Regions from separate parts of the Mus musculus genome. Here region 1 is linked to region 2. A link is a contact called in ENCODE POLR2A ChIA-PET data. All regions are on one chromosome and are shown on one strand. Each heading gives the region's core, a stretch centred on a gene start or an enhancer-like site at or near the end of the contact. The rest is flanking DNA. Distances are from core to core; before and after follow the strand shown.

The links. ChIA-PET counts read pairs that join two places held with the same protein, here RNA polymerase II (POLR2A).
Region 1: POLR2A ChIA-PET joins it to region 2 with 18 read pairs in Patski. The contact joins the promoter of Sec22b here to the promoter of Notch2 in region 2. POLR2A ChIA-PET finds 5 or more read pairs at or near these places in 2 of 5 experiments (Patski and embryonic stem cell).

Annotation. Positions count from the first base shown.
Region 1 is chr3:97,897,837-97,904,272 of GRCm38, forward strand. Sec22b (SEC22 homolog B, vesicle trafficking protein) reads left to right here and starts at 3,391. Exons shown (of 5, transcript NM_011342.4): 1 at 3,391-3,584. The coding sequence starts at 3,510.
Region 2 is chr3:98,010,718-98,017,088 of GRCm38, forward strand. Notch2 (notch 2) reads left to right here and starts at 2,821. Exons shown (of 34, transcript NM_010928.2): 1 at 2,821-3,054. The coding sequence starts at 2,982.

The sequences.
Region 1 (6,436 bases), core at 2,141-4,640, 110 kb before region 2:
ACACAACACAACACAACACAACACAACACAACACAACTGAGTTGACTGGCATGGAAAAGGACCAATCAGAACAAAAGCTGATTTATGTAGGCCAGAATTCAACGTTCTTTTGAGGTTACATTTAGAAGTGGAGACTGAAGAGGGAGATACTCAGCCTGGGAGCCATGTACTAATCTGTAAGAAAGTGTTCCTTTTTTAAAAAGTCATGAAGAGGCACTAGTGTGTATGGGTGTGTAACATGCTGAGCTGAGTGAGTACACAACTGTCCTGCTCGCTTTGATGGCACCTGGAAATATCTGTCATTGCTCTAATCAAGTCTTTCCCAGTAGCAGTTTAATATATTATTAATTTAATTTGGGTATGTGCATTGTTCAATTGCTTGGTATGTTTCAAGAATTTTCTAGCACGGCTAGCTGTGAGTCAGTCCCCTGCCTGTCCTCATTCCCACTGCCAAGGGTCTAGAATTTGACTCATTTCATAACATTGTGTGTTGTCAGGTTTTAGGCAGGTGAAGGATAAACATGAACTTCAGCAATTTGAATATTCTCTCTCTCTCTCCCTCTCTCTCTCTCTCTCTCTCTCTCATTTTTTTTCATTCAATGTAAAATAGTCAAGGAGGGCCTTCCCTGGATCTAGCACAGAGCTGCTCATCATTACATGGTGGTGTGTTGCTCAAAGGGTCAAAGACCAAGAGCTTGAAATCACTAACAGATGTGAACAGGATAATGTGCATCGAGTTGGAAGCAAAAGTGACTCAGATTCCAGAGTTCCTAAGGTCTGAGGCGCTGATCAGATATGGTACTAGCTTTTCCCGGTTGCCCATTGAGCAACCTGAGAAGACCACACCTTCCCTTGAAATAACAATTCCAATGCCTGAGGGCACAAGAATCATGCTGTATGTTTAAAAGGAAAACCTAGGGGTGCAAGAAATGGTTGGTAGAGGGCTGGAGATGTAGCTCAGTGGATGAGTGTCTGCCTGGCTTGTGTAAGGCCTGGGTTGGCTCCTCAGCACTGGGCATGGGGTGGGGTGGGGCAGGACTTGACCCAATAAAGAAATTTTGTAACTAAAATGAACCCCAAGAAGCCTAATCAAGAGGAGTGGAATTTATCATAAAGAAACAATGATAAATGGCAAACGTTCATGAAAAGACCATAACTAACCTACTGTTTTCTGTGCTAACATAAAAATTACAAAATCTTAAAAACCATTTAAAACAAGCAATGGCATCTGAGAAACACTCAGGCAACGAGCACATAGGCCTTGGAGAAAGCTGAGAGCACAAACTGAAACAAACCTGAGAGGCAGCTTCTCTGAACACGCCTCCTACTGTATCCATAGGCTTTCCACCTGCACCCGAGCTCCCTGAAATAACGACACTGAGACTAAAATTATCTATGAATAATTATTCATAAATACTGCCCAGGCCAAAAGCTTTGGCTAACTTCTGTTAGCTCATAGGTCAATCAGCCCACTTATTCTAGTCTAAGTTCTGCCACGTGGTTAATTATCTCTACATCAGCATTCAGGCAAATCTCTTCCCTCACCTCATTTTATCCTAGAAATCTCTCTCCCCACTGGAACTCCTATTTCCTGCCTCAGCCAACAGCCAACAGTATTTTATTGGCAGGTGATGCTTCCACAAGAGAGTCTCTCTACATTCTATGCTTTGCTCTCTCTGTTCCCCGGACCCACATGGTGTAGCCTTATTGCCAATATTTATGCCATTATCCCCTATTACTAAAATTATTCTATCGGATCAAGGACAATCATTTGAGATCATGGTAGAAGACATATCTTTGTTGAGTGGAAGAAAGAAGTTAAAGATCGTGGTATCTGTAGACTATTCTAAATGTATTATGATTCTACCAAATAAGGCATTATACACTCCAAAATTGATTTCCACTCCACATTGGCTCAGGTTGCCAAATGACAGGTGTGAGCTGTGGCAAGCAAGGGAGGATGTGATTGTAAATACAAGGCCAGCATAGGTGAGTTCTAGGCCAACCAGAGCTGCATAGCAAGACACTGTCTGGAGGGGGGAATTATATATGAAAGAGGAGAGATAATATGAGAGAATGCTTATTAATCAGTAGCTAGAGCTGAACTTGAGCTCAAAGCCTGTTTACATCACTTCTAACTACATGACCTGCTTGGAAAAATCTTTGCAGTCTTCCCCAAGTATAAAGTGAGAGCCTTCAGCTAACAAATTTCACAGAGTTGTTTAGTTAAATGTTCAGATAATCATAAGACACTAAGTATTTAGCAAAGAATAGTTATTACTAATGTAATAAGTATATTTGTATAATTCCTTTCTTTCTTTCTTCCTTTCTTTCTCTCTCTCTCTCTCTCTCTCTCTCTCTCTCTCTCTCTCTCTCCCTCCCTCCCTCCCTCCCTTCCTTCCTTCCTTCCTTTTCTAAGTTTACAAAACCCCTGTACCTCCACGTTCTTCTCATTTAATATTTACAAAAACCCTCTTGAGGCCAAGAATATCCCTATCTCATTGATGAGGACACCAAAGAAGAGAGAGATGAGAACTCTTCCTTAACGGTGATTATCTAGAGGTTGCTTCAAAAGCAAGTGAAAACCAAATTACTGGAAAGCCTGGTAAGATTCCCCTTTCTATACCATGATAGAGGCAGCCAAGAACCTAGATTTGGGGAGGCTAATGATGTATGTGATCCCCCTGTACTTCTTCATTTATTAATATATGCATATATATACATATATATATGAATAAATATATATAATACTAAATATTGCTGATCTCTTTTTAAAAGTTTCATGTGTGGGGGTGGCTTACTTCCGCTCCTGCCTGTGCAGCACGTGCATGGAAAGGTTGGAGAGGCCAGAAGAAGGTGTCAGATTCCCCTGGAACTGGAGTTACTGATGGTTGTAAACCAGCATGCGGGTGCTGAGTTGAACTCCGGTCCTCTGAAAGAACAGCCAGAGTTCTTGATCCCTGGGGCGGTCTCTCCAGCTCCTATTTGCCAATCTCTTACCACAAACTGTTTAAGAACTTTGTGACAGTATAAACACCCAGGCCAGAAAAACCCTCAAGAAACGAATCTCTGCTGAGACATACACAGATTATAAAATATTATACATAAAATGCTCTGTAAAAAAAATCTGAAAATACATAGCTTTACAGTTGCTTCATACTCCATTCGTCTAAAAAGTTCGCTCTCAGTCACCTTTCAAGCCCTACTAAGCTTGAGCGCCACTCCTCTTGCAGAGACACCACTTAGTGGAAACAAAAATTCACAAATGTGGGCGGGACTTGGTCGGAGGAATGACTGCGGAACTAAAGTTCCCGGTGGTTGTGGTTCTCGGTGGGAAGCCAATTGAAAGGACCGGTAGTGGAAAGCTCTGAAGTCGTTTCCGGCCACCTCAGCGGGAAGCGGAGACGCCAGCGGCTAGCTGTTGGGGACCTCAGCCGGAGGTGTAACTGGCCGCCGCCGGAGAAGAAGGGACAGTGACTGAGGCGGCCTGGTCTCCGTAGCCAGGGAAGATGGTGCTGCTGACGATGATCGCCCGTGTGGCGGACGGCCTTCCGCTGGCCGCCTCGATGCAGGAGGACGAGCAGGTAAGCTGCTGCCGGAGCCCCGAGCTCGCCCTGCTCCCGGCTAGTGAGACCCTAGCGACCTCACAGACTCCTTCCCCCTCTTCTCGAGAGCTCTTTTACCGTTTGCTCGTGAAAAGACTACCTGTGAGAAGAAATCCTTGTGGAAGGAGTTAGAGTTATGGTGGTAACTGTTCCTCTCTACACAGAAGCCCCGGAGAAAGCTTATCCAGGTTTAATTTGATCACCCAGTTTGTGATGACTTTTTAGGGACCTTCTTAGAATTTAGGACTTTTCTTTTGGGCTGCTGTTAAGGCTGCTGACTAATATATCTGGGGAAGACCAACCCTTGGTTTCTTCACCTCGCTTTCCTGTAGCTCTTGATCCTTGACCTAGCTCGATGACATATTTTGATAGAGGATGAGGTAATATTGCCACTTACAAAGTTGTCAAGGTTCAGTAAAGTGCCTACTTTCACGGCTATGCCTGATTTTCTCCTGCTCTCATAAAGTATATTATTCAGATGAGCCCAAGAATATGATCCGGACAAAGGAGATTGGGGGCTGGGAGTCTTAGAGAACACTTCCTTTGAAAAATATTTTCCCCGTGAGGGGTATCAGTGGGGTAGAGATGGGCAGAATCTGATCAGTTGCACTGAAGTCTAATGGAGGAGAGGGACCAAAGTGGGTCTGAAATGCTACTCAATATCAGTGGGCCCCTACTCTCTGCTTTGAAATTTTTCTGAAAAAAATTCATGGATTCTTTCTTAATTTTAAACTTGGTATTTATTTGATATTGGTCTGCCAATATTGGTTTGTTTCATTGATGAGAAGTTCTCCACAGAAGTGTTTTGTTTTGTTTTTCTGGTTGTGATTTATCATTTCCCTTTATTAATTTTGATTTTAAATAATAAGCCTTTCTGAACCTTCAATGTCTGCAGAAGCATCGGTCTCAGACTCTTGTTTTACCATCATGATAGTAGACAGAACGTCACACACAGCCTCATATAGAACAGCACTGTCCTGAGAGTGCTAGGGGTGCTATTTCTCTGGCCCTCCTCATACCACCCATGTCAGAGTGTGTGCTCTTATTGCCCTTCACAGGGGCTCTTAGGCTTAAAGTCACACTGCTAACAAGTAGGGTAATGGAATGTGCCCAGGGTTGTTGGTGGTGCTGGTGCTGGTATGGTGCTTTGCTTTGCTTTGGGGGTTGGTCTGTTTTTATCAGGGACTGTTCCCATTTGGAGCTGGTTGATACTTTGTTGGGAGAGACTGTCCTGTGCCTTGTAGGGCGTCTATCCTTGGCCTCTACTTCCAGACGGCAGTAGCAAAAGTTCCTTTAGGGACAAAATCAGGCCTGGTTGAGAATTGCCAGTTTCAGTAATCAGTATTTTATTAAGTAAGCTATTGTTTTTAAAATCAGTATCAGTTTGGCTCTAGACCAGAACCTTCGTTCCTAATCATTATTCTGTACTGTCTTGTTTAAGACTTTTCAACCACGTAGTCACTTCTTACTAATGGAGAAATAACTTTTTTTTTTAGAAAATTGGGACAATTTCTAGATAGAGCTTGCCTTGAACTGACCCCACTGTCTTAGCCTTTTGAATGCTAGAGTTACAGGTGTAGACCACCACACCAAACTCAGAAATTGCATTTAAGACATAGATTATCTTGACCAAATAGTCGTATATTAAGTACTCTAATTGTCTAAGCCAAAGTAATGCATATACTTTTAACTATTTGTACTGATACAACTTGAGTTATTTTTAGATATTTACTAGGAGCCAGCCCCTGTGTAAGCTCTTAACTGCCTTATTACTGAAGATGACTGGTATTCAGCTAAGACAGGAAGGAGAGTAACATTCACATATAATATAGACAGTGTTTTATACAGTGTTGACTGCTTACCTAGTAATTTAGGCTTAGGACAGGTAGAGAAACAACCTTCTCTTTGAAATCCCAGACTTGCTAACTGATAATCTTGTCCCTTTCCTACTCTTTCTTTTCTTTTTTTCTTTTCCCTATAATGACGTTTTTCCTTTGCACTTTCTTCTATCTACCTCTCTGTTCTGTCTGAAAAGTATTGTATTTGCGCTGTGCAGCCGAGCCGCCTTGCACCCTTATCACGTCAGGGCGGTTACTATAATTCCCTGTAGAGGAAAATGGCTGCCTCTTGATTCTTGGTCCAACTGGCCTTTGACCGGCTGAGTCCATCAAGGATTTATCAATGATAAGACCTAGCTAAACATTCTTGGAAAATGCTAGTGATCTTTGGCAATATTGAGGTAAGAAGTGGGCAATAATGGAAAGGGGACTCTGATGCACCTTCATGAGGTCATCCATCATCCATGATGTCCATGATGGGGTGGAACTTGGCTGTCTAATCTCTCACCCGTGCCTGTTAAGTAAACTTGGTATACTCATTGGTTTGTAAAACAAAAACAAAACTGAAACATTCTTAGAAAGGTGAAGGGTGATATTTGATAGCACTAGTTGTCCACTAGGCCTAGGCAAGATGGGAAAAGTCCTGAGGTTCTGAGGAAAGCATTGTCTTGTACCTTTTGTAATATAGAGGTGGATAATCTTGTTTGCCTCATGGCCAATCCAGCTGTTCTCCCTCTCTTCGTTATTGGATCACTAACATATCCTGTGGAGTGGACCGAGGTTTGCTCTCTGTGTGAAGTGGAAAGCACAAGCAGGGCATCTAAGTATTTTTGCTGAGCTAAGGGACTGTGAGCCCTTTGTGACTTTGACATTGAAAGCTGTGTCTGTCTGTAAAGCACTGGTTAGGTTGTTTTTGTCGGATCTTCCTTAGTTCTCACACAGCTCCGTGAGCTTTTCCTGTGAATTACATGATTGACAAGACTTTGTTTAGAA
Region 2 (6,371 bases), core at 1,571-4,070:
TATAATATTTCTGCATTATTTATCTAGTGCTTACTAGAACACACACACAGTGAGTTTAACACTCCAACAATTCAACAGAAGTTTCACATCATGTAATACTTTCTATTCTTTAATGTACACAGGAACATGCACACGTGTACATACACACACACACACACACACACAGATGTATCTGCGGGTATGCATACATATATGTGCATGTGTATAGAAGCCAGAAGTTAAAGTTGGGTATTATTATCTGGACTGCCATCTCTTTTGAGACAAGGTCTCTCATTGGTCTAGAGTTCATCAATTATGTTAGATTGGTTGCCAACAAGCTCCAAGGGCCAGCTAGTCTCTGCCTCCTTAATACTTGGCTTTGGCTTTTTTTTTTTTTCTTGGTCAAGATTTTGTATGTGTGTGTCTGTCTGTCTGTCTCTGTGTATGGTGGGCATTGTGCACATATATGTGGGTGCCTGTGAAGCCAGAACTATTAGATCTCCTGGAACTGGAGTTATACGAGGTCACGGGCCACTTGACATGGGTGCTGGGAACCAAACTCTGGTTCTCTGGAAGAGCAGACTTAGCTTTTAACTGCTAAACCATTTTCCCCACCCCTCTGCCTGTTATGGTAGGGGAGAGCAAGCTCGGGTTAAACCCACTGGACTGTTTCCCCAGCCCTGAAGGTTATTGTCTTTAAAGCTGTCACCCTGAGGAACACAGCTACAGCCACTTCTGGAGCTGTGCCTCAGGGGTGAGCACCTTTACTCTCTTTTGTATGCATGTTGGTTGTGAGAAATCTGATCTTTGTAGGTCAATTTAAAGTTTGTATCGGCAACTCACGATTTACCCTCTTACGTGAGTAGAGATTAGACTGGTAACACCATGGGTGAACAAATGAAAGTTAATGTTATTACTCTTCTTTAAACACATGGCACAAGCAGAAATTGCCTAGTGATTTTCACTAACTATACTATTTTTAAATTTAAATTTGGTTTTATTTTATGTGTATGGGAGCTTTGCCTGCGTGTATCTCTGTCCATCATGTGCATGCCTGGTGCCTGTGGAGCCCAGGAGAGGGAAGTGGATCCCTTGGAACTGGAGTTGCGGATAGACGTGAAGCACCATGTGGGATGTGGGTGCTGGGGATTGAACCCAGGTTCTCTACAAGAACAGCAACCACTGAGCTATCTCTCTAGTCCTCAATTATGCTACTTTTTGAAAAGAGCTTCTAGGGTCCCAATGTGACCGTTTGCAGTAAGTACTAGCTTCTCTTTCCCAAGGTAATGTATATGTGTATGTGGTATATTATTATTTGTGTTTGGTATAAGGTATATGTGTGTGACATATGCTGTATGTGTGTGATATATGGTATATATGTATGATATATGCTGTATATGTGTATGTATATATTCATGTGTGTGGAGGTCAGAGGACATCAGATATCCTGTTCTATTACTCTCTAACTTATTCCCTGGTTGGGGGGGGGGGGATCTCTTACTGAACCTGGAACTGGGCTACCTGCTAATTAGCCCCAGAGATTCATTTAACTCTACTCCCTACAGCTGTTTGAGGCATGTGCATAGTCAAACCTGGCTTTCACTGTGAGTGTTGGAGATTTGAACTCAGGTCCCCGTGCTTGCACAGCAAGCACTCTTTCCCGCTGATCCATTTCCTCAGACTCTATAGTGCTTATTAAACTGCAGTTTTAATGTTCACACCCATTTGCACTTGCTGAACGGTATTCTGCATTCTAGGTCACCATCTACTAATTGATAGGCACTAGTGATGAAGGCCATGATCCTGGGCCATAAAGACTTCCCCGTGTAGTCAAGACAGAAATACAAACAGTCCTGTGTTACTTATGCAATTCCTCGTAGTTGCCAATTTCGTTCTACAAATGCATTTATTCCTAAGACAGATCACACCCTCCACTCTCCCACTTTGGAAATTGTTAGTGTAATAGCTTTATCTTTTAAAAACTATGCACACAAACGTCCATACAATGTTCAGTGTTGTTTGGAAACATTTATATGTAAATGGCATTCTTAGAGTCTCGCTCTGCGATTCGTGTTTTCATCATCATTTTGGTTTTACGGCTGACGTATATGAAGATGGTATTTTCAATTGTATTGCACTTATAATTATGCATTATTCATCTAGTCCCTAAGGGTGGGGCATTTAGGTTACTCTTCACTCGCAGCTATTAATAGGTTATAAAGAGTATTCCTGGTTCTTCTTTCTATTTTCTACACCTTTGACTAGAGTTTCAAGCTCCTGCTGTCTCTTGAAAGCCTCCCCTAAATTCTTCTAGACCCTAGAGCGGACGATTCCAGTGTCCCAAGCACCTTGCTACACGAAGTTCACTAAAAGAACCAAGGATGGGTGGGTGGATGGACGGATGAATGAACGAAATGCCCAGAGCATCTTAAGGAATGTCCTCTTAAGAGTACTTTGGCGCCTTTGCCCTCTGCCTTCCGTTGACAGTCTCGTTTTTGCTCTCCCTCATTCCTCTAACCAGCCAAGAAGTGTGTGGGTGGGTGTGTGGGGCATGAGGTCTGCCTCTCTCTACAAGTTCAGGACCCGGGTAAACCCTAGTGTTTGATGTTGGGCGCTTCAGCCGCCCCCCTTTCCGAGCTCATGGGCGGGCTCGGCGGTCGAGCGGGCGGAGTACGGGGTGCTGCTCACTCAGATCCCTCCGCGCGCAGAGGACCGGCGCTTCTTTCTGCGGGAAACCCCTGGGCGCGCGGCGGCGACGGGGGCGGAGCCTCGCGGTGGGAGGAGGCCGAGGCGGAAGGACACGCGGGCCGCCCAGCCGCGCGGCGCAGCCAGAAACTTTCAGCCAAACTTCGGGCGGCGGCCTGGCTGCGCGGAGTGCAGGGGCGGCGCAGCGGGAGCTCCAGGACTCAGCGAGCCGCGGGGGCAGGGTAGAGCACGCGAGAGCCGGGCTCCTGGTCGGGACCCGCTCCCCATGCGGATCTGCTCTGGCTGCGGCCCCGAAGATGCCCGCTCTGCGTCCCGCCGCGCTGCGGGCGCTGCTGTGGCTCTGGCTGTGCGGCGCGGGCCCCGCGCACGGTGAGTACCGGGCGCCCGGGAGACCATCCCTCTCTGTCTCTGCGCTACGGGGACTGCGTCTTCCAAACTGCCTCGTCCGGGCCTCGAGTCTTGGCAACGCGTAGCGTCCCGGGTTCCGCGTTAGCGGGGTCTCGGGCGAGCAGCTCGCGGGCCGAGGTGCGAGTGTGGTCGGGAGGGCGGCGGGGGCTTGCGGCGTTCCCAGCTTTTGACACCCGGATCGGTCGGTTTGTCCGGAGGAGGAGTTGGGCGTGGGGCTTAGGTCTTGGATAGGTGGAGGCAGCAGTGGGGGAACTGGTGTGGCAGCGTGCTGAGCCACATGATTGAAAATCTCAACTGCTGTTATTCTTTCCGAGGCGCGGAGCTCTGCTGCGGTTCCAGTGTGCGTCCAGCCCCAGGAATGTGGTGTGACGATCCCCAACTCCTCCAACCTGGCAGCAGCTTGCTGCTCTTTTGGCACCGTTGGGGGTGGGGCAGGGGCAGGCGAGGAAAAGTGGAGACGTTGCTTGATCCGAAGTGCTTGCTTAGAAAGGCTTGTTATGGTGGGATATTCCGTGCCCCCTCGCTAACTTGGTGGGAGCCAGGAAAGGAAATCGGATCATATTTTACCCACTCCACCCACATCTTTAGATTTTACATTTCTTTGGAATGTTGTATGGAAAGAACTTCGGCTTTGGAGTCCAGCTCTGTAATCCTGGATTCAAATCTTCTGTATTAACTCACCAATAAAATGGGGATGAAATTACCCAGCTAATAGGATTAATTAAAAGAATGTATATTAAACCCGTAGCACTTAAAAGATGTTCAGAAAAGTTGTTTCAGGGCAGGAGCAGCGGTTTGGTCTGTGCTTCCAATGGGGCTATGTCTTGTACTGGTTTGAAGTCTGTGCTTCCAGTGGGGCTATGTCTTGTACTGGTTCGAAGTCTGTGCTTCCAGTGGGGCTATGTCTTGTACTGGTTTGAAGTCTGTGCTTCCAGTGGGGCTATGTCTTGTACTGGTTTGAAGTCTGTGCTTCCAGTGGGGCTATGTCTTGTACTGGTTTGTTGAACTGGTAGGGTCCCCCTTTACTCAAGAACAATTAACTTTTACCAGAAAAACTCTAGTACATTTCCTCAGAGAAGGGATGAGTTTCAGAAAAGTATGGTCTTTGTTCATTGTAACAGGCAGCTGACATGCCAATCGCAGATGCTTTGAGGAAGACTCGATTATTTATCACCTGCAAACAGTGCTGGGCTGTCCAGCATCAACCAGATACTTTCTGGAAAATTAGAATGTCATACATTGCTGGGTCTGTAGGTTTTCAGAAGTGGACCAGGATTGAATTCAGGATTGAATGGTTCCCGAAAGTTTTCCTCAAAACTCAACGATGGCATTCTTGCCTTGCCCCTTTTCTTTGAGTGAAGCTGTTAGCCCTCAGTGTAGACTTAGTGTAAAGAGCTGTATGATTAGTGTGGTTTTTTTTCTGAGGATGAAAGTGCTTGGTCCCCCACGACTTGTTTTACATAGTAAAGTAACTTTAGTCTTCATGACCTGTGTCTTTTCCCATATGGAATAGGATTCAAAGCCTAACTATTTTTCTCTTGAGTACTTCGGGGACTAGTACGTAAAGTGACTCACAAGTGCTAACGCTGGCAACAGAGATGGGATGAGGCTGGCACACGGGCTTTCTCCCATGTTGAACCCCAGTGCGCTGAACTGATGCCCCCACTTCTGCTAATGCAGGCCCTCGCTGTCACCGATATCGGTTGGGGCGTCACACTGAGTGTCAGTCCAGCTCAAATGTAGGCATTTTGGGTTTTGGACAGGTGTTCTTTAGATGCTAAACTATTCTCATGAAAGAGATTAAAGAGCTAGTTGTTGTTGCAAATCTTAAATCTTCCCAGGGTCTAGCAGGGAAGCTTCCTAATCTATTATGGTGTATTTGCCAAGGTACCAATTATAACTCTCCCTCCCTAAGTTTTGAGTGTTCCCGTGTTTGGCTCGTGGCCAGTTGTTAATTTGAACATCACTGGTTCCTAAGGCAAGGAGCTGTCAACCCATCTGTGTGAGCTTCTGAACAATTCTCTGGACCACCCCTTACTCCCCTTACTTCTGGCTTGCTTTTGGCTCTGCGGTGGGAGTGACTCCCTGGTTTTGCTGTCACCTAGACACTTTCTCAGTTGAATCCCTACTATAAAAAGAACAAGTTTTTTTTTTTTTTCCTTTAGGGTGGAGATAAAATTCACCCTATAACTATTTCCCGTTTTTCTTTCTTGGAGGGAGGGGGGAGTGGTTGGTTGCAGAATCTCTTGTTTTATGGTGTTTGGCATCTCTTTTCTGCCTCCTCTGTGGATTTGTGTTGCCCAGAAGGGCAGCCTTGGCTCACCTGGCCTGTCACTGATTTCAGGACCTTTAAAGAATGTTTAAGCGCAGTGGGATATGCTTGGATGCTTGAGAGAAACCTTATAATACATTTTAAAAATATCACACCCACAGAAATTTTATTTTGCCCACAGAATTTGCATTGATGTAGTTCCCACTCTTCCATTCCTGGTGACCCTCCTCCCTGCCCCTTCCATGTCCTGGCTGCAGCAGACCTCCACTCAGCACCCTGGTGTCCTGACACAGGAGGCCTGAGAATCTGTATTATTATTTTTTTTAAATAAGGCTTACAAAAGATTTTGACAAATTGACCGAGTGGGACAATCACAGATTAATTCTGCCTTCAAGAGGTGTATGAGATCTTGCCTTTTAGATTTTAATAGTTTCCACAGTGAACCCAGCTTTAACCAGCCATTCCAGCAGTTAACCCTTTTGACTCTTAAAGAATTCAGAAATTGCTAACATGAAAGCTGTAGACTGTGATTGGATCCTTCTTGTGCACAACTGCTTCTAAAAAGGCTTCATGTGTGAGTGATACCTCTACCCCCTCTGCCACGGATTCTTCTTCAAATGTTATATATACATATAAATTTTGGATTCTTTATAAACTTTTCCAGGTGTGTGTGTGTGTGTGATTGTGTGTGTGTGTGTGTGTGTGTGTGCCCTCTAAGGCATGATCTGGATAGGAATGCATTCTTGTGCTGTATTTACAGACTGTATCTGTTTTCTTTCTTGATGTCTGTCCGGATGTCTCACTGATCTGTCCCCTCCACTCCTGAACTTTCTGGATCCTCCTGCTCCTGTCTTCTCTTGCTTTCCAAACACACCTTGAAAACAAGAATGTCCCCCGTCTGGCACTTTCCCTCTGCACCGGTCCACTGTATATGTAGTAATTGGGACAAGCCACTAAGCCGGGAGCCAGAAAACCAGAAATCTCCTCCAGCTCTGTTATTAATTGA